Regions from separate parts of the Mus musculus genome. Here region 2 is linked to region 1. Evidence: chromatin loops called from intact Hi-C (ENCODE). Cell type or tissue: gastrocnemius. All regions are shown on one strand. Links, peaks and the distances in the headings refer to the core of each region. The heading gives the core; the rest is flanking DNA. Region 1 overlaps Sidt1 (SID1 transmembrane family, member 1). Region 2 holds the start of Atp6v1a (ATPase, H+ transporting, lysosomal V1 subunit A).

Region 1 (14,828 bases), core at 3,822-11,821:
ATCTAGTCCTGACATATCTGGCCCTTACTGTGTAGCCCAGGATAGCCTCAAACTTATGGCAGTCCTCCTGCCTCAGCTTCCAAAGTGCTAGGATTACCAGTATACATGATCCATCACACTGTGGGTTTTAAACGTATATTATTTTTAAACAGGAAAAAATCCTTTAAATAAGGAGATGAAGAAGAGTTACATGCCATACCAGGTATGGTGACATGGGCCTTTAATCTCAACACTTGGAAGGCAGAGGCCAGCCTGGTCTATAGAGCAAGTTTTAGGTCAGCCAGGAATACACAGAGAAACCCTGTCTTGGAGAAGACAGGTTACAAATATTTTGTTATACTGAATAGAATTTTAAAACAAATTTAAAGTTAACCTTCAGACAGAATAAACATTGGTGCTAAATTAAATATGGACAGTTGCGTAAACTCATAACATCTGTCAAGCCAATTACTAGGGTAATCATACTTGCTGCAATCGTGTCTGATGAACTCATAATTTTTTCCCAAGGATTTATTTTATATGTGAGTACACTGTGGCTGTCTTCAGACACAACAGAAGAGGGCACTGGATCCCATTACAGATGGTTGTAAGCCATCATGTAGTTTCTGGGATTTGAACTCGGGACCTCTGGAAGAGCAGTCAGTGCTTTCAACCACTGAGCCATCTCACAGCTCTAACTAATAATCTTAAATGTAAGCAAATGTGGTCTATCCCAAGTGTTCACTTATCCCCAACAGTGCTGTTTATACTCATGAAAAAAACTAAAGGATTCTGGGAAAACAATTTTACTCAGAAAGGAAAGATGGCTCTTCACATCTTATAAGAACTTTGTGAACCCACTAGAAGTGAATATAATAAATTAAAAGTTTTATCATTCATTAAGTTGTATAATTGTCACTCAGCATCTAAAGACATTTCAATTACCAGAGGACCACGTGTACACGGTGGTCCTAAAAGATGATGTGGCCAAACAACATGGTGGCCATCTTGACTTGTGTAAATGCATTCTAGATGTTCACACAATACCACACCCACCTGCTGTGCATTTCTCAGAATGTAGCCCTGCCATGAAACAATGCAGGCCTATATTTAAAAGTGTGTTATCAGTGAACGCCCCAGCAGTGGTTAAGGATCCACTCGTGGTACCCCCTTTTACCTTCTGCTAACACTCTATCCGCATCCACAGTGCCTTCTTTGGATTGATCTACCGGCCCAGGGACTTTGCCTCCTACATGCTGGGCATCTTCATCTGCAACCTGCTGCTGTACTTGGCTTTCTACATCATCATGAAGGTGAGCACTCGTGCGCGAGGAGCTGGCCGCACCAGGGGCCTGCCGGCAGCTGAGGCTCCAGCTTCAGTGGTTTCCATCTCTCCACAGCTTCGAAGCTCTGAGAAAGTCCTCCCGCTACCAGTCTTCTGCATCGCGGCCACTGCCGTGGTGTGGGCTGCGGCACTGTACTTCTTCTTCCAGAACCTCAGCAGCTGGGAGGTAAGAGCCCTGCTCCTTCCTTCCTCCCTTCCTCCCTTCCTCCCTTCCTCTCCCTCTTCTTCTCCCTCTCCGTCTCCCTCTCGTCTTCTTATCCTTCTCCTCCTCCTTCTCCTTCTTTCTCTCTCTCTTCTTCTCCTCCTTCCCCTCCACTTCCTCTTCCTCCTCCTCCTTCTCCTCCACTTCCTCTTCCTCCTCTTCTTCCTTTCTCCTCTTTCTCCTCTTTCTCCTCTTTCTCCTCTTCCTCTTTCTCCTCCTCTTCTTCTTCCTCTTTCTCCTCCTCCTCCTCCTTCTCTTCTTCTTCTTCTTCTTCTTCTTCTTCTTCTTCTTCTTCTTCTTCTTCTTCTTCCTCTCTCTCTCTCTCTCTCTCTCTCTCTCTCTCTCTCTCTCGCTCTCTCTCTCTCGGCAGTTCTTGCTTCATCATGCCTTTTGTACCTTCCTCCCTCTCTTGCTCTTTTGCTTCTTATGTTTCCCCATTATCTAAATTCACAGCTTCTTCAGAAGAGAGAAGGTTTAATGAGCACACTTAGTCAGCAAGTGACCTTACTGAGGTCATGCTACATCAACTTGAAAGCCCTGTAGATGCCACAAACATCTTCTTCACTGTCTCCTACAGTCTGTTTGCAGAAGATATTTAACACTTGATTACCATATTGTCACGGTCTCTCTCATCATAGTCGTCATCCATCAAATGCAGGGGTGGAGCAGGGCAGAGCAGGGCAGGGTTCTATGTCTGTCTTGTAGGCAGGAAAGCTGATGTCTCATAAAACCAGTGCTGTGTCTGAAGCACATGCGTGAAGTCTCAACTCTACCACAGCATCAGCACATCTGATTTTAGAACAGTTGTATGACCCCAGAAAGAAAACTAGTGAGCAGCCATTTTGTTTCTTCTTGAAGTAGTAGCACTTGCCAGCCATTACCCCGCCTTCTATGGCTATAGAGTGGTCAGTCTGGGCATTTCCTAAAGCAGTGGTCCCCAAGCTTCCTAATGCTGCGACCTTTTAACACAGTTCCTCATGATGTGGTGAGCCCTGACCATAAAATTATCTTGTTGCTTCTTCATAACTGTAATTTTGCTAGTTATGAATTATGATATCCATAGCTGATATGAAAGATCTGATGTATGACCCCACCCCCAGCCCCAAAGGAGTCCTGACTAACAAGTTGAGGACCACTCTCCCAGAGGTAGACCCACATACCATGTGCCCCTGAGCCTGGTTTTATCCATGCAGAGTACAGTGTAACAGTGTCTAGGTCCTCCATGGAGTGGCCCTGCATCAACATGTCCTCTAATTACTGAAAAGTCTTGCCCTGCGGGACACAGTACAGTACGTGTAACCAGTCCGTTCATCTCTTGATGGACATTTGAGTTATCTCCATTCTGGAACTATTATACACATTGTTATAATAAACGTTGCTTTGAGCTACTGTATGCACAATCCTTGAAAGCTGACTTTCTGGGCGCTTAGTAGGATTTTTGTAGCTTCCTCAAAACCAAACCCTGAAATACTCAAACCATGGGATTCTTGCCTATATCTGTCGCACTTTCCCCACAGGGGACCCCTGCAGAATCCCGGGAGAAGAACCGTGAGTGTGTCCTGCTGGATTTCTTTGATGACCATGACATCTGGCACTTCCTCTCTGCGACTGCCCTGTTTTTCTCATTCCTGGTGAGTCAGCTGGGTCTCCCCCTGTCTTAAGTCTCACAGTTCCCTTCTGCTCCTCGAACCTTTATTCCTTCTGGTTATTTCCTGCAGTTCTTCATTGCAAGTCAATGCACTCACCATCTCGTGGTTTTGGTTTTTTGTTTTGTTTTGTTTTGTTTTACTGTAACCTTGTGTGATATCATAACTTTCATTTTCCTCTACTTTTCAATGTTTGGACACACAGAGTGACCAAACTCTTTTCCTTAAGTTGCACAGTGCCCTTGGATGGAGTTGGTTATTGGATTTAAATGCTCAGAATTCCCCCAGGAACCACTTAGGGCACTCACTAATTCATCCGTGGACTTCCTCCTTTTCATAATAGACTCTCTTCCTTCCCTTCCTCCAGTCGTCTCACTATGGATTTTGTGAAGATTAAGTTCCCAGAGAAGCCACCTAATGAGCATGTTCCAAATCTAGGGTCCCTGTAGTTTGCTGTGCCCCTTCCCAGTATCCATGAGTAGACATGCTTCTAGAAGATGACCACCGTCAGCATTTAGTCCTCCCCCTCCCCCTAATTAAATGTCTGTGGTGCCTGAACACAGGCTGGGGTGATAACTGGGTTGTCACTGCAAGATGGCTTCAAGCCCTCTGAGGCCAACCATGCAATCACACAAAAGCAGAGCATGGCTTCCCTCTAGTGGCCAGTGTGGAAAGTTCAGCCAATCTCTCTGACCCTTGGACTTTTCCCATAGGGGGACAAAAGATAACAAAATGGAGCTAGTGGTTCTGTGTAGGGTGGGAATTGAAGTGCTCTCTCCCTCTCCCTCTCCCTCTCCCTCTCCCTCTCCCTCTCCCTCTCCCTCTCCCTCTCCCTCTCCCTCTCCCTCTCCCTCTCCCTCTCCCTCTCCCTCTCCCTCTCCCTCTTCCTCCCTTCCCCTTCCCTCCCTACCTCCTACTTCCCCTTCTCCCTTACTTCCTTTTTATTTTAATTTTTTCTTTACATAAATTACATCCCAACTGCAGTTTCCCCTTCCCCCACTCCTCCCAGTCCATCCTTCCTCCCTCCTCCTCCCCTAGATCCACTCCTCCTCTATCCCCACCCCCACCCCCCAAAAAAGAGCATGCTTCCCAGGGATGTTACCTGGACAAGGAATAATAAGTTACATAAAAATAGGCACAAACCTTCATATCAAGGCTGAACTATGTGACACAGTAGGAGGAAAGGCGTCCCAAGCACACAAAAGAGTCAGAGACACCCAAACCCTTGTTAGTGGCCCTACAAGAACCATATATGGGCCGGGCGCAGTGGTGGCGCACGCCTTTAATCCCAGCGCTCGAGAGGCAGAGGCAGGCGGATTTCTGAGTTCGAGGCCAGCCTGGTCTACAAAGTGAGTTCCAGGACACAGCCAGAGCTATAAAGAGAAACCCTGTCTCGGAAAACAAAAAACAACAAAAGAAGAACCATATATGGAAGACCTAGCTCATACCCGTACAGGGTCTGTCTGTGATTGTTGATAACCTCTGGGAGCTCCTATGATCCCTGCTTAGTTGATCCTGTGGGTTGTATTCTAAAATTCTTCCTCCCTCTCTTCTTGTACAGCGATTGCTATACTTCATTTCCCTTAGTCACCATCCAGGACACTTACCCAAGTATTTTACCATCCTCTGGCCTGAGCTCCCAACCTTCACAGATACAATTGTGAAATAGACTGTGTTCTATCTCATGTGCCTTCTTCCTGTTTAAGATCCTTTCACGGATGTTCTCTTCCCATCTCCAACCCTCTCACTCCAGGTGCTGTTGACCCTGGATGATGACCTGGATGTGGTCCGGAGAGACCAGATCCCTGTCTTCTGAGCACCCAGCATCACAGGGGGAAGACGGAGCAACCCACCTTGGTGCTGTTTTGTGGAAAACACGGTGAGTGTAGCAGCTTGCCCACTGCCAGACGCTCCACCTGCCTGGAGGGAGTCAAGGGTGTCTGAATTCACACAGGAAGAGCTTGGGACTGAACTAAACCTCAAGAATGGTAGAAGGGATGCCCTGTTGCGCACAGAGACATAGTCTGGAGGCTCAAGAACCTCTGTTTGCAACGTAGAGTTCAGTCTAGACACAAGCTGCATCAGGCCAGCTTCTCCACCTGGCCCCTCCCATCCTCATAGATATTGACCAGAGAAACCAGCTACTCAGACCTCCCACCTAGAACCTTCAGTGTGGCCACTTCCACACCTCTGAGACACCTGCTGCTATAGAAGGCCAAAGCACCATCGAATTCTTCCCCGGCCTCTTAGGGGACCGAACTCCTCAGAATACGGTGCAGAAGTGGGACCAAGTCCCCACCCAACTGGAGACAGACATTCTAGTAAGTCAAGCTAAGTCACCTCTTCAGAAGGAATGCGGAATTCCTGGCAGGGCTGGGAATGCTCTGGGATGGGATGTAGACATGCACACTTCTGAACGTTTGTGGATCCAAGGCCTGGGTGATTACCTGCTTCTTCAGGTCTTCATCTCACTGTTGGATGCTGACTCTGCACTCTGATGCGGCCTTCTTAGAAGGTCCCTCTTTCTCCCTAGACTTCTAACAGCTCCAAGATGGACACAGATGGAGAAAATGCTTTCCACAGCAGTGGAAGTGATGGACAGCGCTTAGTGGCTGAGCATTAGACAGGCAGCATTCACCTCAGTGACTCTGGATCCTGGAGCAAAAAAGCAACCGTGCTTGGTGGTCCCCAGACACACAGCTCAATCTATGCCCATTATAGCCTTTTCCCGGGATTACCCTGCTGTCCTCCACACCTGAACCTGTCACTTACGCAGATCAGGGTTCCCGACTATCTGCCCAAAGTTCCCAGCAGTAACTCAGGATGGGCACGTGCTCCTCCCTCCCCCCACAACTGGATGAGTCACAGAGGTCATGACTAATCACCTCTTACAGGATCCCATTCTCTGTTCCCAGGAGGATGTAAAAGAAAAAACAAAAAACAAAAAAGCGCAATGTTCGAGCTTTCTTCTCTCATGCCACCTGGCAAACTCGAGGAGAAGCCCCATTTTGATCAGGCTTCCTGGTTGTGTGGAGTATGATGTCATCAGAAAATAGACATATAAGTGTGTGCACACATGCCTACTTGCTTGTGAAATCGAAGTTACTCCTCACCTGTGCTCTCTTGAGCATTTAGTAAGGAAGTGGATGGGGCAGGCCTCTTTTTGAAAAACTATCATTCTTTCTTTCAAATATCTGTGTTCAAATATGTGTTTTGGACGTTTGAACAGCAAGCTTCTCCTGGTTTTAAAAATTCAAAGATAATTTCCATGAATAATTTTGTGCCGTCTTTCTTCCTAGAATGCTCTCTCGTTCGCAATTTGTTTTCTATTATTCTTCGTTATTTCAAAAACTTGTTGGCCTCCATGGGTCATATGAAGGCTATCAATTAGATGGTTGTCCTAGTCAAACATCTTTAAAAAAAAAAAGTTCCAAACAAGTGAGGTTTTGTGGCTCATGCCCTTAATCCCAGCACAGGCAGAGGCAGGTGGGTCTATAAGTTCAAGGCTAATCTGGTCTATAAAGTGAGACCCTGTCTCAAAGCAAAACAGAAAACGTTCAAATCTGGTTGCTTATGGCTGCCTTGAGCTGATTCTTTCAAAGCAGTCCTCCTGGTTTGGCATCCTAAATGGACCCACTAAGGAAAATATGAACAGTAACGTCCATCCACACAGTCCCGTGGCCTGAGCAGATAAATATAAAGGCACACGTATCTGTCTTGGAAATTTGTTTGTGGGCAGAGAGGCAATGGAAACAGGAAAACAGAAAGGGCCCCATGAGGAGGGAAGAAGGGAGGGTGACTGTGCCTCTGTGTCCCAGTGCTCTGTGGTGTCCTGGGCTGTAATATTCACATGTCCTGCTCATTTCTGTTCTTTGTAGCAGGCTAAAGAACCCCAGACCAAACCTGCCTTTAAAAATAGACCTTCTAAGTCACATGTTGCTGGTTCTTTCTACTGCACAGGTCTTATGGTTGGACATCAGTGTGCTTCATCTGGGACATTAGAGTGAGTGCTGGGTTAGAGGAGGGCCATGGGAGCCTCAGGATCTAACACACACACACACACACACACACACACACACACACACACACACACCCTCCTCCCTCCATGCCTGTGCTAACTCTCCATCAAGTTTCTGCCCTTTGCCTCTTAAAAGCAGAGGCGAAGCTAACTGTGAAGTGTGGACAGTCTTGGCTGAGGACTCGCAGAGGTAAAGAGAGCTGCTCAGTTGGAGTGGAACAGAGATGCAACAGCCAGAGGAGCGAGGCTGTGCCTGTAAAATACGAGACCTTCCCACCTCTGACAAACACTGGGGCGGCAGCTGCACCTGTTCGCGCTGGATGCCTGGGAGATTCGCCTGGTTTTATTTTAGCCTGGTTCAAGAGGAGCCGGTGGAAAACTGGAGTCTATCTGGGGAAGGGACTTTCCATGACTAAAGGCAATCCCTGAGCCAGCAACTGGGGATGAAAACAGTTGCAGCTGCTTTCCTGCTAACTCCGGGCAGCCTGCAGAACGTTCTGTGTGTTTGCAGAATGCATGTGTCAGCACATCAAGTGATACTCAAATGTTTCTCCTTCTGAGTGACAGGCACCCTGTCTGAAACTGTGGGAGGAAAGGCAGCAGCTAAGAGACTTTTGTATGTGTGTGTGTGTGTGTGTGTGTGTGTGTGTGTGTGTGTGTGTGTGTGAAAGCAACAGTCAAGCCTAAGAGAGACCACAGAGTCAGGCCTTTAGTCTGTGAATGTCAGCCTACTGGCTGGGTGACCCCAGTTAAGCTGTGGGAACTCCGATTCTCTGTGTAGCTGCACAGCACTGTGCACGGCTCACAGAATGGTAAGGACCCAGGAACATGTGTTATCGGCACAAAGATGGTCCTCAGGACTCACTTTCTAACACCCACAGGGATGTGGACAATAACAGAGCCTTCAAGTGTCCCCAGGTCTCTTCTCTCAGATCCTCCCTGGCAGTCTCCATGTCTCCTGCTCTCATCTGCTGGAGACCCCAGGGTTGGGAGGTCTCTGGACCTTCAGAGGCGAGGCTGAGATCATCATCTCTCCAATCCCTAGGCTCCTCCTTGCCGTCCACCACTGCATTTTTCTCTTGATCCCAACTGAAAATCTTTAATGCTTCCAAAGTTGGGACTTAGTGCAGAGTCTGGCTAAAAACAGCATCAGCCATCTCCACCCTGTATCTCCAAGAAGAGAAAGCTTCAGTTTTCTCTTTTACAGTTCCTGACACCACTGGAATCTGGTGACTGCTATGTGTAGTGTACCCCACACTCTTACCCATCAGCTCAGGGCTCCCACCAGCGGGCAAGCTGGAGGCTCTGCCTGGAGGGAGGGAGCCTCAACCTCTCAGGTACCCAAAAAGGCCCTAGAACAAAAGACAAGTGTCAAGTCAGCCACAGTGACTCATCTCCTGGCAAAAGGAAGAAAGAACACAGCATGCAGATGGTTTGCTCAGCCTGAAGCTGGCCAAGCCTGGCTCACTGTGATTCCACATGGAAGAGAAGGAGACCATGTTGCTTCCTTTGCTTTCTTTCGCTGCTCAGAGGAGACAAGATACGAACATCTCCTCCCTATTAAGTCACCATAGTCAACAAAGCTGAGTGTCCTCTGTCGTTAACACATACGAATTCAGGCAAACTTAGCAAGCATCCCAGAGCTTTTAGAGTAGAACACTATAGTAACGGTTTTAATTTGGATGGGCGTCTACTACTATAGAAATCTTTAATAGTGTTTTACAAGATTAAGTCACTCACACCAACTGAACCAGATAAGTAACAAACAAATGCTACCAAGCAATATCTGAACGTTACCTTCAACTTTTATGTTGGATATTTGTTTTATAAGGTTTCTTTCAAACTATTTGCAACTTCTAACTTTTATTACTCGAACATGCACATACACACGTGTTACTCTGGGTCAGGGGCATGGGAGAGTACATCACATAAGATTATAGCTATACATTAGCTTAGGATGTAGAGGCTGACCGATTATATGGAAAATCCAAGGAAGTAAGGATTGTTGTCACATTGGTCTCAGAAAGGCAGGCAGGCTAAGTACAAAACAAGATAGACGTATTTAGCTTTAAGTGACTCTCTAGTGTATTATTAACTCTGGTTATAAGTTCCAACAAAAGTTCATCTCTTAGAATATAAGAGATGCTTTTATAATAATGCATCTCCACACCCAGCACTCATGCAGGGCAGTTTATATCTATCTGTAATTTCAGATCCAGGGAGATCAGATACCCTCTTCACACCTCTGTGGGTAACTGTCTCAGGCACCTCATGGTATACCCCACCACCATACACATGTATACACACTCAAAAAAGAAATTCCTCACTTCTAGCCTATAGCCTTTGGCTTCTGTGAAGTCTCTGTGACCCAGGGCTCATCAGCTTCACTGGATATAAACAATGGTTAACCACATTGGCCTTTAAGCAACACTACACTTTAGTCAAGAGCTAAATAAAGGGTGTGTGGCCCATCTCTAAGTACATCACAAAAGGAAAAGAGAAATCAGGTATTCAGTTCTATATATCTTACTCTGGGCCCCCTTATGCTAAATCTTGATATTCTTTATAAATAAAACTTTCAGTCCTTTACACAAAAGGTTATCTAAAATGATTCAAAGTATCTTATTTTAGGATAGTGAAATGCCATCAAAGAGTCCGATGTGCACTTTGTGGATTTTATTACACTGCGTATGCAAACTCTCACCTGGTACCAGGCAGGCCTCTTCCATGAAGAGGGTGGATTTTGTCTTCTTTACTCTGCTTCTAGAACACAGGACAACTTTCGGAGTAATCTTCTTTTTAGGGGGCACATTGCCCTTTACTTTCTTCCTACAACTCCTCTATTCACTTCACTCAATAACTGGAAAATATTTGGACTGTGCAGTGGGAAGAACCAGGGCAAAAGACATACAGACTTTTATATCCTGTGCTCTATAATCCAAAGGAGAAGACAGATCAGAAACAAATGATTACCATGTGTTTATTATAAGCAAACAAAGAGTAAAAGAATAGAGTGGCTTCATAGAATTCTTAGCATTTGTCTCAGTCACTGTTCTGTTGCTGTGAAGAGACATCATGACCAATTCTTATAATAGAAAGCATTTAACTGGAGGCTTGTTTACAGTGTCAGAGGTTTAGTCTGTTATTATCATGGCTGGGAGCATGGTAGCATACAGGTGGGTGCTGGAGCAGTAGCTAAAAGCTACATCTGGCTCCACAGGCAGAGAATCAGGGGAGAGGAAACAGACCCTGGGCCTGGAAAACCCACCCCTAATGACATACTTCCTCCAACAAGACCACACCTTCTAATCCTTCTAATACTTTCAAATGGTGCCAATACATGGCAGCCATTCTTAGCTACATGTTGAGATCCTGTGGTGGTAGGATGGGGTGGATGGGAAGAAGATGAAGGGAGATTTTAAAGAATGAGAAATCTTAAAGACATAAAGTTTGCACTAAAAATGGCTCCAGATATGCCTGAGAAATTCCAGTTGACCTTCAAGTGTTAAAATAACATAAAAGATCATGAATGGAATGCTACAGAGAAGGAAAATAACAAACACTCAACTGGAAGATGAATGGAAAACCTGGTTGAAAGTTGTCTCAAACAGTCATGGTTTCCTTTCCTTTCCTTTTTTTCCCCTCCATGAATGACTTCCATGATGTAGCCCAGGCTAGTCTTCAACTCATAGTCCTCCTGGCTTTTCCCCAGTTCTGAAACTACATCCATAAAATCTCAGCCAGTAGCACTTTTTTTTGCTGACTGCCTAATGGGGAGGAACACAGGTAAGATTTCAGCCTAAGATATTCCAAGAAGGCACGTGTATTAGACAGGGTTCTCAAAGGGAGCAAACTGAATAGAATACAAGCACACATATGAGAAGTGTGTGTGTGTGTGTGTGTGTGTGTGTGTGTGTGTGAGAGAGAGAGAGAGAGAGAGAGAGAGAGAGAGAGAGAGAGAAATCTATGAGGGTGGCTTATAGGCTATAATCCAAGTGGTACAACAATGGCTCTCTCAAGACAGAAAGACCAAGAATCTGGTAGTTGTTCAGTCCTTGAGACTGGAAGTCTCCACAGCCCAAATCTGGAGCTGGAATCCTGGAATAGCCCTAGAGAGTCTTCAGTCTACATTGGAATCCCAAAGAAATGGATTCTAACACCAGAGAAGGAAAGTCCCAGGAACAGGACAGATGAACTTGCCAGTGAGAGTGAAGTGAGCAAGCAAAAAGCAAAGTCTCCCTTCTTCCATGCCCTTTTCTGTGGGCTGCCACCAGAAGTGTGGGTCTTCTGACAGCACAAGCATGGTCAACTGTTTGAGTTCATAGTTTTCTCCAGATGCGGTCAAGTTGACAACCAAGATTAGCCCTTGAGAGTACACAAGTGAAGACTGGACACGGAGGGAAACTCAATTGCTTTCAGGGTAACAAAATGAAGAGGTAACATACAAGGGAAGAAAATGGCATAACTTCCTGGACAGCAGTGCACAGTAGTGTTGTGACCAGTAATGGAGAGTTTGCAGACTGCCATTTAGTGAGAACACTATATAAATGTTAGGAAAGAGTGGCTGGACCAAAGGAAGAAGAGCAGACTGTTGGTGCTGAGGTTTTAACATGTTAGGTAGATCTTTGAAAATTGTTTGCTGTTGTGCCTGCATGTCTATCTATGTGTCTGTGTGAGAGTGTCGGATCCCCTGTAACTGTACTTACAGACAGCTGTGAGCTGCTATGTGGATGCTGGGAATTGAACCTGGGTGCTAGCGATTAAACCAGGTCCTTTGGAAGAGCAGCCAGTGCTCTTAACTGCTGAGCCATCTCTCCAGGTCCAATTTGTTAGGTAGACAAAAGTGAAAAGAAAGGCAAGCCCTCGGGATCCTCTGAGCTGAGCATAGAGACCTGCAACTACCCCAGGTGGTATTTTAAAATACCATATGTAGGGCTGGAGATGTAGCTCAGGTGTTAGAGTGCTTGTTTAGTATGCATGGAGCCCTGGGTTTGAGCCCCGGTACTGCATAAAATGGGCAGGGTGGGTACATACTATGATCCCATTTGAGAGGTTGAAGGATGGGAAAGAAAGTTCAAAGTTGAAGAGTTATAGATTTTAGCTCAGCCGTAGAGCATTTGCATAACAATCACTGGGGTTCAGGCCACAGCACTGGGAAAAGGGGTTCAAGGTTATACTTGTATACTGGCTGGTTTGTGTGTCAACTTGACACAAGCTAGAGTCAACAGAGGAAAAGGCACCTCCGTTGAGGAAATGCCTCCATGAGATGCAGCTGTATGGCATTTTCTCAATTAGTGATCAATGGAAGAGGGCCCAGCCCATTGTGAGTGGTGCTATCCCTGGGCAGACAGACAGTCCTGGGTTCTCTAAGAAAGCTATGCAAAGCAAGCCTGTAAGCAGCGCCCCTTCATGACCTCTGCATCAGCTCCTGCTTCCAGATTACAGGTTCCTGCTTGAGTTCCTGTCCTGACTTTCTCCAGCGATGGACTTTACGATCTGGAGCTGTGAGCTGAAGAAAGCGTTTCCACCCTGGTTCCCAACAATAGAAACTCTAAGACACCCTAGTGACACAGCAAGTTCTAGGCCAACCAAGGCTCCAAAAGAACTTCTTACAGAAGAATAAAAAATGATATATCATATGCAGACTAACAGACAAGCAGATGTCCATTGGCTTCTCCCAGCTTGGAATATCATGCCCACAAGAAAGCATCTGTCTTTTCAAATAAACAGGGAGATGTTAACACATAAGAGATGCTGTGGATTAGACATCAATCATTTCATAAGAAAAACGAAATGCCCACATTCAGTGCCAGCAGCGAGCAAAGCTTTTAGAAAGGGGGATATTTGGGTTGGGAGCATCTTAATTCATCATCAAATAAACAAAAGCCACGCCTCCTTGCCTTGGCCATTGCCAGGTCCTCTCCTGCTACAGAACAAATATGCGGCTGGAGTTTGCTCCAGCACTACTGGAACTAGGCACTGGAACTGATGTCTCCACTCCTGACTCCACCCCAGAGCCGAAATGGCAGCAGAACAGATGATTCAGACAGCATCCATCCCTTAGGCACCCTGACGCGAGAGTACAGATCACTGAATCAGATCCTGATACCCTACCCATTTTCCACGTAGAGAAACTGATGCTTAGTGCAAACACTGTTCATTAGGTGAAGGACTGCTGCAGAAACCTGAATTTCCAGTCAGTAAGGTGTGACTCAGGTCAGACCAGGCACAAATTGTACCATGGGGGAAGATCTAACCATTCTCTGGGTGTGTTTCTACACACGCAAGACACACAGCCTGGGACTATATGACTACTGAACATCTGAGCTTATTAACAGAAAGCATGACGCTCAGAAGATAAGTAGTTGTTACAGAAACCCAGGTTACAATGAACCTACGAGGCCATTTGGAGAGTCAGCCAATGAAAGTAAAGTTCTGGAAAGGTTGGGCTCTCCAAACTGGAACAGCAGGACTCACGCAAGGACGACTGCGTGTGTTTCAAAGCAGTGATTACACTTAGCAAAGAGCTGAAGAATGAAAGACTCTCCTTTTTAATGAAAATGCACATGCTATACATTCTCAGGTTATCACTGGTAGTCTACTGCTTCAAAAACAAAACTGAAAATGGGGAGAAAGCAAAGGAACAATGTAGTGGGGTTTCTGACTTAAAACAAATAAATAGATTGGGGGCCTGGAGAGATGGTTTAGCGGTTAAGAGCACTGACCACTCCTCCAGTGGTCCTGAGTTCAATTCCCAGCAACTACATGGTGGCTCAGAGCCATCTGTAATGCGATGGGATGCCCTCTTCTGGTGTGTCTGAAGACAGTGACAGTATACTCACATATGTAAAATAAATAAATAAATCTTTTTAAAAAAAATCAGAGACTCAAATAGTTGTCAAGAGTCAAAGGGACATACTATCCAATTTCTTTTTTAAAAACTATTATTTATTTTTTATTTCATGTGCATTGGTTTTTCCCGCATGTATGTCTCTATGAGGGTGATGGAGCCATTAAAACTGGAGTTACAGACATCTGTGAGATGCCATGTGGGTGCTGGGAATTGAACTTGGGTCCTCTGGAAGAGCAGCCAGTGCTCTTAACTGCTGAACCATCACCCTAGCCCCTCTAATTTTCTTGTACACACACACACACACACACACACAGAGAAGAGAGAGAGAGAGAGAGAGAGAGAGAGAGAGAGAGAATGTAATATATACATAATCTGCATGTTCACTCCATAACATCAATCAAAAATCTAGAATCTAATCTAACTGAATCATGGATTTCCAGAAAAGTCCCTGCAGCCCTAAGTCCTCCTCTCAGTCTGGATGCAGGCTCTCTGCAGACACACAGATTGGAAGCTGACTAGGGGAGGTAAGGAGACATCACTGATGACCAGCATACAGAGAACAAGCTTAGCTAACAGCTAAATTCCCCAGCATCCGTGGCTTATGCGACTGTGTAGAAAAGCAGGACAACTGTCCTATTCAACCAGACCCTGTTTAAACAACCGACTGTTGAGATTTTCTACGAAGCAGAGTGACCCTTCCTCCTCGTTTCTCACAGGAAGAAGAAAAGGCCAGAGTAGAAGGTAGCACGGCTCAGCTAGTTAGACAAAAATGGAGGCCCAAGGGT
Region 2 (14,828 bases), core at 3,097-11,096, 98 kb after region 1:
GACCACAGGGATTCTAACTTCACTAACAGATTCACACTGAATGGGTGACTAGGAGAAGCTAGGTCTAACTAGAGGAAATAGGTACTTGGAGCCATGCCTATGAAGGGTTTATCTTGTCCCTGACCCTTTCACATGATCATAGAGATGAGTAGCCTCTTCTGCCAGATAGAAACCTACACTTTATGTTCTATTTTAATACTTATTAAATCCATTTCTTTAATGTTATGATTCCCATACTTTTCCTTTTGCAGGACAGCTCAAGCCATTATTTCAGCTTGAATTCTGAAAAGTATAATTAATGGAAGAAGGTAATATGAGGCAAGGAGAGAATGCCATCACAATAAATATAGATAAATCAGGATTTTAAAAAAAGTTTGATTTCTGTTCTGTTTAAAAACCCTTCAGCAGGATTAGAGTATAGCAGGCACATCAGTAATGCCAGCACTTAGAGGCAGAGGTCCTGAAGATCAAGTCCAGCCTAGGCTACAAAATCTCAAAACAAGCAACATCAAAAATCCCAGTTGTACAGTCTTACAAATCAAACACCTTAGCATTGCATAATATATAATAAAGCCATTCCTATGGATGGATACTGATCTAGACTCAGCTTCCAACTTCTTGCTCCATAAAACTGATCTGAATGTTTCAACTACATTTTCTCTCTCTCTCTCTCTCTTTTTTTCTTTTTGTTTTTTCGATTTTTTTCAAGACAGGGTTTCTCTGTGTAGCCCTGGCTGTCCTCGAACTCAGAAATCCGCCTGCCTCTGCCTCCCAAGTGCTAGGACTAAAGGCATGCACCACCACCGTCCAGCTCAACTACATTTTTTTAAAAAAAGATTTATTTATTATATGTAAGTACACTGTAGCTGTCTTCAGACACTCCAGAAGAGGGCATCAGATTTCGTTACAGATGGTTGTGAGCCACCATGTGGTTGCTGGGATTTGAACTCCGGACCTTCGGAAGAGCAGTCGGCGCTCTTAACTACTGAGCCATCTCTCCAGCCCCTCAACTACATTTTTTCCAAGAACATTATTTTTATTTTTAAAGTTTTGGCAGTTGATAAAGATCATGATCTTAAAAAAAAAAAAAGCTAGTTACAAGAAATACAAATGACCACTAAAAGTAGAAAATGTCCAACTTCACTAAATAAAAGTTTTGTATCAAAAGAAAATGCTAATTATTTAATCAGAAAAGTAAAACTAAAGTGAATATGTACTCAAAATCTACTTAAAAACTGTTATTTCTATTATTTTTCAAATAGTCATGTGTAGTCACAGCACATGCAGACAAAAATTTTTGTTTGTTTGTTTTTTTTTAAAGACAGGATTTCTCTGTGACCCTGATTGTCCTGAAACTCCATCTGTAGATGAGGTTGGAGTTTAATTCAGAGAGCCACCTATTTTTGCCTCTGGAGGAATTAAAGGCGTTCACAACCCAAAATTTATATCACTCTTGGCTAAAATGGTAGCTAGTGTCTTTTCTTCAATTTTCTTAAGGTTTTCCCAAAATTTTCTCCCTTGCAGGTTTTGCCTTTAAAGAGCACACTGCTGGGCTGGTGAGATGGCTCAGTGGGTAAGAGCACCGGACTGTTCTTCCGAAGGTTTGAAGTTCAAATCCCAGCAACCACATGGTGGCTCACCCCCCCCCCCCCCCCCGTAATGAGATCTGACTCCCTCTTCTGACTCCCTCTTCTGAAGACAGCTACACTGTACTTATCTGAAGACAGCTACACTGTACTTACATGAGATAAATAAATAAATAAATAAATGTTTAAAAAAAAAAACCCTTAAAAAAAAAAAAAGAGCACACTGCTGACAGTAAAAACTACTTTGGGAGACCAAATAACAACAACTATCAATTGGGCAAGCCTTTTAATTCAAACACTAGACACATAGAAGTAAGTGGTTCTTTCTGAATTTGAGACCAGCTGGGCTCATCCAGCCCTACAAGAGTCCCTGTTCCTAAACAAAAACCAAAACCTCACTACTAGGAAAATAGCCCACAAAAGATTAAGGATACAAATGTTACATATAATATTAACATTATATATTAATATTTAATCACATGTTTAAGAACTATGTATACAATTTACTCCTTTTGGACTATACATATCAGACAGTTTTATAACCATTTGCTATAGCACAAACTTTTCCCTTAAGAACATGTAAAGAACAGTAATGGAAACAAATGTTTACAGTTTATTCTTAATCAGAAGTAATAGCATTTGAATTACTAAGTATATGTATTTAGTAATTCAAAGTGAGTCATGCTTTAATCCCAGCACCCGGGAGGCAGAGGCAGGTAGATCTCTGTGATCAAGGCCAGCCTGATCTCTATAGTTAGTTCCAGAACAGCCAGAGCTACACAGAGAAACCCTGTCTCAAAACAAAACAACAACAAACATGAGGAATAATGGAAGCAAACTCAGGTTGAACTAGCTCAGAAAATACAAATACACACATTTCTAGCTGTGTTCTTCAACCACAGTAGATGAAGTAATTGGAAACAAGAGTTTATCATCAAAACCCAGGAGCAGTCTCAGAATCTTTTAATACAGAGGTATAAACAGACAAGTTAAATGTGGCCCACAAGTTGAAACATTTAGGAATACCTACCACCTGGGAATTACATTCTAAAGCATATTTTTACACAGCTTTGTTCTTTAAGGCCCTAGCATAGTAATGTCCAAAAGAAATATAATAAACCCACATATTTAACTCTCATCTCCTTAGTAATGGGATTACAGGTATATACCACCATGCCAGACTCATACTAAATCTTTAAAACTCCCTTCTATTATTTACAGCATACTTCAATTCAGATGCTAATATTCCTGGGAAAATTTACATATATCAAGTTTTAATAAAATCTGATCTATATATCCAATTTGTGTCAAAAATCCTTTAAAATGTCAAAAACCCGACATTTAAATTTTAATTTAAACGGTGGCTCAGCAGTTAAGAGCACTCTTCCAAAGGACCTGGGTTAGATTCTTGGCACCCACATGTGGCTCACAGTTGTTTAGAACGTCTGCCTCAACATCCTCTTCTGGCCTCATCAGGCACACATAATATACAGAAATAAATGCAGGCAAAACATCCATACACATAAAAATCTTTTTTAAAAAATTTAACTCAACTTTAAATTTTACTTAGGTGTACAAGAGTACTTACTGCTCATGACCAACTGTGCCTGGCATTCCATCATTGTACCAGAGAAGACTAGCACTCTGCTAGTAAGCTAGATACTGAGATCTGTTTGGGTTTTGTTTGTTCATTGAAACAGGGCTTCACTGTGTAGCCTGGGCTGTCCTGAAAAAAAAAAATCCACAGATCCGCCTGCCTCTGCCTCCCAAGTGCTGGGTGAACAGCAGTGGCGATAAACACTAATTAGCCGGGGGGGGGGGGGGGGGGGGGGGGGGGGGGGAGGAGGCTGGGTGATAGTACTACCAAGTCACAATTCTGCAGCTTTAAACTACAATCCATTTTTAAAATGAAAACTGTTCTACAGGCTTCTAGCAGTATTATACTGGGTACTGCAGGCTAGGTTTAAAACAAAGATAAAGAAAAATTATTTGAATAACTGAAGAGATGCCTCCTCAAAACCCATTAAGTTGAAAGCTATACTTTACACCTGGAGGACAAGAATCAAGATTTCGAGCTGGAGAGATGGCTCAGCGGATAAGAACACTGACTGCTCTTCCAAAGGTCCTGAGTTCAAATCCCAGCAACCACATGGTGGCTCACAACCATCCGTAACAAAATCTGATGCCCTCTTCTGGAGTGTCTGAAGACAGCTACAGTGTACTTACATTTAAAAAAAAAAGAATCAAGATTTCTACAGGATAAAGCAGCAAAGTAAAATTTAAGACAGGTAATAATTAGTTTGTTCTGACAAAGGCAATGACTTTGGAAAACAATGCTTCATAAAATAAGATTTTAACTGACAAAAGTTAGGTTGTAATAATCCAAAACTTGGCTACAAATTGTAATAAGAACTATGCAAATTATGATAAAGCAGAAAAAAAAACCCCATAGCCTCTTGGATGATTTTTGCATGTAGGGAAAATGTCTTTTTCTCACAGTGCCCCATGTATTCCAAGCTGGCATTAAATTTACTATGTAACCTTGAACTTGATACTTTGATCTCTATGTGCTGGGAGGGAATACAGTGTGCACCACCATATCCAGTTATTCAGTGTTGGGGTTTAATGCTTGCTAGGCAAGCATATTACCAACTGAATTTCATACTGATACTCACAGAAACCCCTATTCATTTATTCATTGATTGATTAGCTGCAGCTTTATTAAAAGTTGTCCACCATTTTAGGAAAGAAGAAATCACTATAGTAACAACCCCGCACTCACCAAAGTGGATACCTCTTCAATTAGAAGATACACTTAAAAAAAATCATGATTGTATATTTCAAAACTCTCAACACAGCAAAGGAGGCATCATAAGGTATTTGCTAAAATTTGGTTATCTGGCTGGGCAGTGGTGGCACACACTTTTAATAATCTCAGCACTTGGGAGGCAGGAGCAGGTAGATTTCTGAGTTCAAGGCCAGCCTAGTCTACAGAGTGAGTTCCAGGACAGCCAAGGCTACACAGAGAAACCGCATATCAGGGAGGGAAAAAAAAATAGATTGCTATCTCAATCAACAGACAACAAATTTCTGGTTTACACAAAAAGCAAAATATGACCTGCTGCTATTCAGTTTCTTCAAAAAGTTTTAATGGTATACAAGATATACTTTGTATCCAGGCTCAGTAGCAAACAGTAAGGGCAAAGGATGGATCTGAAGGTTTGGGGCCCCACCCTGATTGAGAAGAGACACAGATACAAATGTTGTTCTCTATTTTCTATGTAACAAACACCTAGATAAAGACACAGAAGACTTCCTGGGCTTGTTCCCAGTATACATAACGACTATTTTGTATTTATCAACAAAGCTTCATTTATAACTATAGAATCTTATGTTCCCCAGTTGGCCAAGTTTCAACAGCATTTTATTTTGCTCTGTATTTATATTATTCCTACCTACCTTTTCATCTTTACTTTGGTCCACTTAGCATTCATATTTTATTTAAAGGCATTTTTATTAAAACTAATTTGTACCTCTTTATTATAATTGAAGGATAAGTGCATTTAGTTGTATTTTCTATAACACTGACAACGAATTACAGGGCCAGTCATTGCTGTCTGTGGCATACTGAATATCATCACCCCCAGAGAGGAGTAACAGATAAAAAGTAATCAGCTAGGCTTTGGTGGCGTACGCCTTTAATCCCAGCATTTGGGAGGCAGAGGCAGGTGGATTTCTGAGTTTGAGGCTAGCCTGGTCTACAGAGTGAGTTCCAGGACAGCCAGGGCTACACAGAGAAACCCTGCCGGGGGGGGGGGGGGGGGGGGGGGGGGAAGAAATCAGCTTACCAACCACAAATTCAAGCCAAGTCTTTGGTCCATAAAAAAAAAAAAAAAGACCTCACTGGAAAGAGCAAATAGTCTAATAATGTAGTTCTCGTTTTTCTAGATATGCACATAAAAATACAGTAGTTATTAATTGCAAAATTATCTACTATGGAGATAAGGAAAATACATGATTTACAACTGGATATCCTGTTGCTATTACTAATAAGAATACTAAAGTAAAAAATATGAAATAAAAACATTTTTAAAAGTAAGCTTAAAAAGTTTCAATGCCCAAAATTTAAATCATAGGAGGGGGTGTTTCAGTTTTCTAAACTTCAGATTCATCTATTTAACTATGTTTGGTAAGCTCAATATACAATAAAACTTTAGCAAATAAAACTTCAAAGAAAATTCATGGAATAGAGTCTTTCCAATGAAGAGTCTGGAGACTGAATACAGAAGACATTTATACAAGTTCTGTATCTCAAGGACATTAACATCTTAATAAAACAAAACAACAAAGTAAAACTGCACTATACCCTGATCTCATTTTAGTATCTTAAAAGGAAGGAAAGGAAAATTTTAAGTCCCGTGCTTATTGGGAGTTAGTTAGGGAAAAATCAAATATACCTGTGAAATCATCTTAAAAGTTGTTTAGTCCAGAACCCAATTCTAAGCCCTCAACCCTAAAAAAATAAAACAATTTACTTAAGGAGTCTTAATTTTGAGCCTAACTACTGGCCTAAAATATGGATTCAACAATTCCAAGTTTGCCCAGTAACGCATTTCTAGGCATCTGCCTCCATCGTGTTACACTTAAATATCTATTTAAATACAAAGAGCCAGCTGGTGCTGGTGGCTCAAGCCCGTAATACTAGCAACTCAAAGGGCTGAGGGAGGCAAGAAGATTGTTGCCAAGTTCAGCGTCAGCCTGAGCAACTTAGTGAGACTCTACCTCAAAATAAAGTGCTGGGGACGTAGCTCAGTGGCAGAGTACTTGCAGAGCACCGAATACTTTGCTTCAATTCCAAGAACTCCAGTTAGTTAATAAAGTAGAATTGCTTCAAGAGTATACTAGATAAAAGTTCCAATAGACTGCCAACAGCACCACGGTGTGGTTCCATTTCTATTGTCAAGTATCAGAAAGACTAATCCTACACTTGAAATTGAACTAGACCCAATATTTTTAACCTAAACATCCAGAATAATTTCTTAGTCTTGTTATCTTCATTGCTTTTACTATAACAGAACATGACAAGTATGTTCTGAGTGTGTAGCAATGAGTAGAAAAAAATGACAGCATCAAAGTCGTACTCTACTAGAAAAATAAAACTTCCTAAAAATAACTGGATCATATTTTTAAAAATTACCAAGCATCCTGGATCATGGCTCAGGTGGAGCAAACATCCCCCCAAAAATGCCAAAAATAAAACCCAAAAAACACCGAATGAAAAACTAACATTTAAAGCAAACCAGAGTTTAGAAAAAATGTTTTCTATTTAGATTTAAAATCAAAACTTTCTCAGAATCATTTCAGAGGTATGGGACCTTCATTTTACACAGAACAAGCTTGTTTGGAGAAACGACTTACTTCGCTCTCCATAAAACGATGTTGAATAAACAACTAACTGAAACTGTAGTTATAATTTTCAGCTGACTTAGAAAGAAAAGACCGTTTAATATGTTTAAGCTTTCTTTTTTTTTCTTCTAATGACTGTAAGTAAAGGCAACCTCCAAAACTCGCGACGCTAAATACTGTAACAGTATATAAATCAATGGAAAGGAAATACTTCCTATCAAACGGGAACAGTTAAACCAAAATAACTTCTAATGTTACGGAAGATTTGCAAGATTAAACCTCAACTTTGCTAACGAAGAGCAAAAGCAGCAGCTCTCCTCCTTGCACTGGAGGGGGGGGGCAACACACACACACACACACACACACACACCACTGAAGCAATAGCTCCACCTACTGATCCATGGCTACTTCCTTAAACATTTTGGCACCCCAAAGTCTACACCGCTCCAGTTTATTCCCCCTCCCCTCCCGACCGCCCGCCTTCCTCCACTCGCTCTGACCCAACCCAAGTCCGTTGAGTCACTAGCTCCTAGCACTCATCCCCCGTGCTCTTTATTCCAATTCCTTTTCCCTCCAGAAGGTTCTGCACGGCCCACAAGTCTTAAGAAAACCCGCAACGTGTCAAAGCCCGCGGCCACAGCGCCGTTCCCGGATCTGGAGGAGCACCTTCAGGTGGCTCGGTGGTGCGCTCCCGGGAAGAGGCCCCCGGGCGCCTCATTCCTCCTCCCCGTGATCTCAGGCGGTGCACACACGTGAAACCGTGGACTCGCGCCCTTGCCTCCGTCGGCCCTTCAGCCCGCCAACAGCCGGCCTAGCCTCCGCCCCCCTCCGGGAGCCGCGGGACCGGGGAAGCCCGGCCATGACCCTCCGCCCGGGCTTCGCGCGCGTCTCTTCCCCGCAGCGCTCTCCCTGTCCATCGACCCACGCCCCTCTCCTGGGCCCCGGCCGCCGGGGTCCCCCCCACACCCCCGCCAGCTGCCCTTCCTCACCCTTTCATCTTCCCCGTCTGCTGAGGCCGTCGTTACAGCCGCCGCCAACGCCGTCGTCCTCGTCGCCCGGAGCTCTCCGCCCGCGCCCTGAGCTCAGACCACTCAACCCCACACGCCGGTCTTTTGGCTGAGAAGCCAAGCCAGGCCCTGAGGCTCCGGGAGACGCGGGGAAATCTGCCGCCGCGCTGCCGCCGCCGCCGCTCCTCCACACGTGCACTCGGGACACTCGGCTCCCGCCCGCAGCTGCCGCCAGCCAGACCCGCCGCCGCGCTGTGACCTTTCACCCCGCCCCTCAACGCGCCGGCGCGGCCGCCGCGTCGCGCGCAGGCGCAGTGCTCCGCGCCGCCAGGATTCCCCGCCCCCCGCTCTCCAGGGGCCGGGCCTACGGCCCGCTAGCTCCTCCCACCCTTTGCGACACTCTCTAGGGGATCTGGCTTGGTAGGCTCCGGCGGCAAAATCCGGATCTTTCCACCCTTCTCTCGCTTTCAAGCCAGCAGGATCAGCCTTTCCCGCCCCCCACCCCGATTCCTTTCTAGCCCTCCAGTGACCTTCAAACCCTCTGGCCGACTAATAGGGTTTTGTAAAACGGATTCTTCTCAATGTAAGAAAGCCCATGGGAACTTGCAGTAAATGTGTTTTAAATTCAAAAGGTAGTGATGGGTCCGGATAACTTGGCGATCCTCCAGCAGGCAAACCTCACAGGGTTTTTTTTTTTTTAAATCACGTGATAGGCTTAACGTCTTCCAGCCCAGGATTTTACTGGGGCCTTAGAGGCGGGACTCATGGCCATTTCCGGTCCCTAGAGCGTGACTTAGCGTCACTTCCTTAGCAATGCACTTTAACCCTTGCCATCCTCGTCTTCTGTACTGTAGTTTCTGTAACCCCCGTCATTGTAAAAAAAAAAAGAAAAAGAAAAGAAAAAGAAACTAACGCTTTTCTGAAGTCGCGGAACCATTCACATCCAAGGCGGTCCGCAAAGATTTAAGCCTGCGAGACGCGGCGTGACGGGCGAGGGGAAGCGGGGTGGGGCTTGAGGACACATGACTAGCTAGGACTGGCCCGCCTCCTGCAGCTGAAGACTTCCCCTCTCTCAGTGACAGAGCCTCTGGGTCCCGTCTAGGTACACTTTCTGCATTTCGAGCCCGGGCAGGTGAGGTGCGACAGGTAACTCGTGGCTGGTGGGGACGATTGACAGGGTGAGAGCAGATAGGGTGTGTGAATCGCGGCCTGCGGATGCTTGGGGCTCCCTTTCCGTTGTCCTCCTGCACGGGCGAGGAGCTCATTTCTGCTAGACCCCTGGCCCTTCACCATCACCGTGGTCCATTGACTAGGGATTATGATGCCCACCTTTTCCCTGGGTTGAGAGCGAGTACGGCCATTATGGTTCCCTATTTGGAGCCTTTGGGGCTGATTCAGGTGGTAGGATTGTGTTAGCTATTTCTTGGGGGTCTGCAACAACCGACGGATCCCATTCCCCTAAACTCCTTCCTTGGGAAAGGCCATGGCCCGGGTGATCCGGATGGTAGGAAAACCCCGGGAGGCAGAGGCGTCTCCGGTGAGACAGGCTTGGGAGGGGATGTCACTGAGATGGCCCTCACTGCAGAGTCACACTGAAGGGCTTTCCCCACAAATGTGCGTTCTCAGTGATCCTAAGGGTTTGCCGACATCCTTGCAGAGGTTCAGGGAGTCTTCAGATGAGACTGGAAGGGTAAGAGCGGGCCTTACACCTTTTTTTTCGGAGAGAAGGTGGTTGTACTCTCCTCAGAACAGGGTGTTGGTAATGCGACAGTCTCGGTTGGTTGGGAAGGTGATGAAAGGTGGTGTTGCCTTGTTGGGCTGGAGACCCAGACTAGCTTATGGGAAAGTGACGAGGTTTTCCCGAAGGGGAAGTAATTTTACGGAAACTGATCAGGCTGAAAACATCATTAATCCAAATCCATGTGTGTATAGTTTAAAGACTAGAAGATCGAGTCTAGACATTACTGACTTCATGTTTTCTGCCTGTGGGTCATTCCTTTTTGACATTTCTTTTAAGTCCTACATAATTGCCCTTCCCAGTCAGTTTAAAATTTGTGAAGTAATGCTTGTGCTCTTAATTCGCTTTTGCATTTGTTAAAAAATTCAAGTGACCCTTCTCAGACTTGAGAGTGCATAATATTTTGTGAAAATACAGAAATGGTTTTGCCTAGGGTTACCCAACCCTTTGTACTCCATTTTATGTGCACCGTAGTAGCCAATGTTTAAACCTCAAACAATGTACTTGACTGAAGGAATGTTCTTCAGTTTGGGGCTAAACTCTTTTATTTGTGCTACAAACTTAGAACGTTCCTTGTTTTGAAGCCGAAGGCCTTACAAAATCACAGATTTGACTTTTATAACCCAAATGATACATTTTCTTAGGGGAAATAAGATTTTCAGTTAAATCTTAGTTCTCTGCAATGTAATTGAGGAATCTGTTTTAAACTCTGCTGGGGGCTCGGGGATATGGTTCTTGCTTCCATGTAAGCTTGGTGTACTGGGTCCAACCCTCATACTAGAAAGAAAAAAAAATAGGAAAAAGATGGAATGATTATCTTACATTGATTGGTGCTCCCCCCCCCCCCTTTCCAGATTTTCTTATTTTTGAGAGCTAAAAGCTAAAACCTTAAACTCATAACGATTTAACAAGATAAAAAGACTGGCCTAAGCCAGTCGTAGTGGTGCATGCCTTTAATCCCAGCACTCGGGAGGCAGAGGCAGGCGGATTTCTGAGTTCGAGGCCAGCCTGGTCTACAAAGTGAGTTTCTGGACAGCCAGAGCTATATAGAGAAACCCTGTCTCAAAAAACCAAAACAAACAAACAAACAAAAAACAAAAAAGAAAGACTGGCCTATTTGATACTTTTTACTACAATATTGCCCAAGTGATTTTGCATTGCCCACATTACCGTTTGTGCTTGTGATCCAGACTAGACAATAGGAATTGATCTGTTTATATAACAAGCATAAATATAGATTCTTAAAGAGTTCATTCTTTTCATTGCTAATCATTATTCTGTGGTATGGATGGCACCACAGTTGGTTGAACCATTCACTTGTTGACACAAACCTTTTTGTTTGTGTCTGTGTTCCTGCACTTAGAGGCCAGAGGTGCCTTCCTCTGTTGCTCTCCTCACCTCAACCCCCCTTCTTTTGAGGTAGGTTCTCTCACTGAACCTGGACTCACTGATTCTGGGAGCCTAGCTGTCCATTAAACCCCAGGGATCCTTCTGTCTTTTGCCCTGAGCACCCAGGTTAAAGGGACAGTACTACACTTCTACAGAGCACTGGGTAGCTGAACTCAGATTTTCATACTTGCGAAACATGCAGTTTCACGACTGAGTCATCTCCTCAGCTTGAAATATAATTTTATCCATCGTTTTTCTCTAAAGTGAGGTTCTCTGATCTCTCCGGAGAGAAAAAAATTTGGCTCTGCTTTCACGCCCATGTGACATTCCACCAAATAAACAGAATTCCTAAGTGTTTTAAAAGTCCAGACCAGTTCTGTGCAGGTGCGCCAAACTGGGCTAGAGGAAACCAGTTTGAAAGCACTGAGAATTTGTGGAGGAGAAAGAAGTTCATAAGAAAGAGGCTCAATGAGTCTGCAGTTTTACTTCACAGTTAATTGCTCCATTTTAGGGAACTCAGTAACTTAAACTTCTAATGAATCGGGAAGATCAGTAGCAGGAATTAGTGACCAAACAGCTAAAGAGATTAACTATTAAAGAAGAATTTGTCAATCTATACACACAGATGGTTTGAGCACTGGAGGGGTTTCTGATACTATATTAGTTAATGAGATTTCTGTGTGGTTGTAGGTATGATGGCTCACTCCTTTAATCTCCCCACTGGGTCTGGCAGAGCTCTTTTAGTTGAAGGTCAACCTGGTCTACAAAGTGGGTTCTAGGTCAGCCAGGGCTACACAGTGAGACCTTGTTTCATAGGGGAGGGGGAATATGGAGATGGGGAGAGACAGACAGACAGGGAGGGAGGGACAAAAGCGAGAATTTAAGAGTTGGGCTCCCAACACCCTTTATGTCTTACTCTGCGGTCTCCCTTAGTTGCACTCTCTCAGGGTATCATCATCCGTGAAAATGTATCCTTCCCCTTTGGTAGCCAATCAGTCCTTCAGGCTACTACCCGATATTTTGTATTTCTTTATTTATACATATACCCTATGTTTGGTAGCTCGGGTATTCCTTAGTAAACCTCCCTGCAGTTAAAGAACCACCTGTCTCTATTGGGTCTTCTGCACAAGGATGCTGAAGTGGATGGAAGAGGCCATGTTCAAGCAAACAAAATTCTGAGGTCCCTGATGGGTTTATTGAACAAGCATTGAATGACTAACAAGGGAATTAAACCACTTTAATTCTTACAAATTATGTTCCTTAAAGGCTGTGTACTAAGTATTAACTTTTTAGTCCAATTTTCCGAATACTAAATAGAATAGAACCTTGTATGGACTTTATTTGTACAGTGACCAACTTGTTTCCACAGTGTGTTGTGTTTATTGATAATGGTAAGGCCTGTGGTTCAGCCCTAAAGTGAGAGGATCTTCATTCAGCTTCTCCATCTTGGTCATATGTCTGTTTAAGTGCGGCCAATGCTAGAAGCTTCAGGGCTCCATACCGAGAATCTTTCCTCCCAAACGGTATTTTGAATCGGGTGAGACAACCTTAAATAATCTATCTGAGGGGCTGGTGAGATGGCTCAGCAGGTAAGAGCACCCGATTGCTCTTCCAAAGGTCCTGAGTTCAAATCCCAGCAACCACATGGTGGCTCACAACCATCCGTAATGAGATCTGACTCCCTCTTCTGGTGTGTCTGAAGACAGCTACAGTGTACTTACATATAATAAATAAATAAATCTTTAAAAAAAAAAAAAAAAAAAAAAAAAAAAAAAATAATCTATCTGAGAGTAGTTTCAAAGCTAGACAGCAGTGAGTGTAAATTAGTATATTCAGACTTTACCTGAATAGATTTCCCAATCACAGAGGCCTGGGATTAGGTTTTAGGCTTCCCTGTCATTAGCTGTCTGACCTTGGGCACTTAAAATGAAGTTTCTTTCTGTTTAAATCTAGCCCACAGGTATTATTAAAGTAGATTATGGGCATACAGTGTTTAGTGCATACATTATAAGCTTTTTTTTTTTTAATGGAGGTTGAGGCTAGCCTTCATCATGGTCATCTTCCTGTCTACCCTAAGTGCTGGAATTACAGATATATGCCACCCTACCAACAGAAGTTCTTACTAATTGTACTGGCGTGCTTCAGTCATACCCAGACATACAGTGTCCTACAAGAGTGGCAAAAGCAAACCAACCCTCTTTGCACAAAAGGGTTCTGTTACAATGAATGCACTAAAATTTGAAATGAAAAAATAGAGCCAAAAGAACTTTTCTGGGTGTGTTTTTTGAAACTGGCCATGCTGTAACTCACACTGCTTTCAAAGCACCAGACTAAGGCTGGTCAGTCTACTACAGGCTCAAGTGCCACCATATCTGACTCCCACAGACTCCAAACTTGCTCAATAGTAGAAGCTGGGAGATAGCAGCAGAATTCCTTCATTTTGCTTCTAGCTACAGTTTACTAGGCTTTTATATTAAAATTTTTAATGTTTATGATCATTAATGTATGGAATCTTTTTTTAGGAAACCATTTTTCCACTCTTAAAGTTTTGTCAATATAAGAAACAGTGTGGACATGAACTAGAGTAAGAATTTTTTTCTTCTTTAGTGATTCACAAGGATTAGTGGTTTTGCAATGGGAAATATAAGTAAATAAAATAATTGAAATACAGCTTTTTGAGTTTATGTTTTTCTTTAATCATAACAAAAATACTGTAAGGAAAATAGTTTACTAAGAAATAATTGAATATTTGTATTAATGTCAGTTCACTATAAGAGTAACTGATATAGTGTGTATTTTCATTCATTTTTATATGTCTTGATAAATAATCTGTGATCAGTAGTGCCTTTTATTTAATTTCTGAAGATTATTTATGTTTCACACATTCCCTTTTTTTTCTTTTTCCCTGAAAGGGAAAGTCTTTGATTTACAGCACTGTATATAATATATGTAGTATATGGTGAATAAGTGTGTGGCGATATATCTTTAGAGTAGCAGATCTTTATTTTTATCTGCTCATTAAAAACTTAGTTGCTGTGGTGATAGCCATTTACATTAACATTTAGCTATTAATGGTGTATTATAGCTATTTTCTGATTAAATTTTCATTTTTGAGAAAGGGTCTCAGAATTTGGCTATGGCTGTCCTAGAATTAGCTACATAGACCTGGGTGGCCTTGAACTCTCAGAGGGCCACCTGCCTCTGCTGTATAATTAAAGTCACCTGGTCTCATTTTACACTTGAGACAGGGTTCCACTAAGTTGTGCAGACTGACCTTGAACATGCTCCATCCCTAGGAAACCTTGTTTTCTACTTCCCCCTCCCAAGTAATGATGTCACTGGCCTGTGCAGCCAGGTCCAGCTAAAGTTTATTAATCTTATCTAAATGTAAACATTGAAATAATTCTTTCATTTTAAAACTGCATGAAACATCTTATAAAATGCTTTGGCTTACTCATATAACAGAGTAATTCATTTATTTGTATATGTACTCTTAGGCTTAAATACATAAGTACAAAACTTTCTAAGAAATGGAAGTGAAAGGCCGAGTGGTTGCATAGCATGCTTAAAGCTCTGGCTTGTCCCCAGCACCACTTAAAGCATGTATGGTGCCACATGCCTGTGATCTGGAAGTGGGGGCGAGGTCGGAAATCCAAGCTTATTCCCTGCTGATGTCAGTGTCAACTTGGGGTGCATAAGAGC

The links. Hi-C counts contacts between places; a loop is a spot of excess contacts. Peaks named below come from ENCODE experiments on the same cell type or tissue, not always from the same donor. Only the 100,000 strongest peaks of a DNase experiment are listed, where the experiment ranks them.
Region 2: it touches region 1 in a loop (8-fold over the local background); 2 of 42 quality-filtered maps call a loop at or near these places.

What each region holds. Positions count from the first base shown.
Region 1 is chr16:44,231,797-44,246,624 of GRCm38, reverse strand. Sidt1 (SID1 transmembrane family, member 1) reads left to right here. Exons shown (of 25, transcript NM_198034.3): 22 at 1,187-1,292; 23 at 1,380-1,490; 24 at 3,044-3,157; 25 at 4,926-6,445. The coding sequence ends at 4,988. Among named protein-coding and RNA genes, the nearest start is that of Usf3, 66 kb to the right of the region's middle. In gastrocnemius, for the core only: a CTCF peak has its summit at 3,836 (motif pointing left); a DNase peak (open chromatin) is centred at 8,607; H3K4me3 peaks cover 501 bases; H3K27ac peaks cover 5,920 bases.
Region 2 is chr16:44,133,265-44,148,092 of GRCm38, reverse strand. Atp6v1a (ATPase, H+ transporting, lysosomal V1 subunit A) reads left to right here and starts at 8,834. Exons shown (of 15, transcript NM_007508.6): 1 at 8,834-9,131. It overlaps Naa50 (N(alpha)-acetyltransferase 50, NatE catalytic subunit), which reads right to left and starts at 8,302. Exons shown (of 5, transcript NM_001347239.1): 1 at 7,982-8,302. The coding sequence starts at 7,989. In gastrocnemius, for the core only: CTCF peaks have their summits at 6,496 and 7,397 (motif pointing left); DNase peaks (open chromatin) are centred at 8,315, 8,709, 9,035, 9,480 and 3 more places; H3K4me3 peaks cover 5,539 bases; H3K27ac peaks cover 6,722 bases.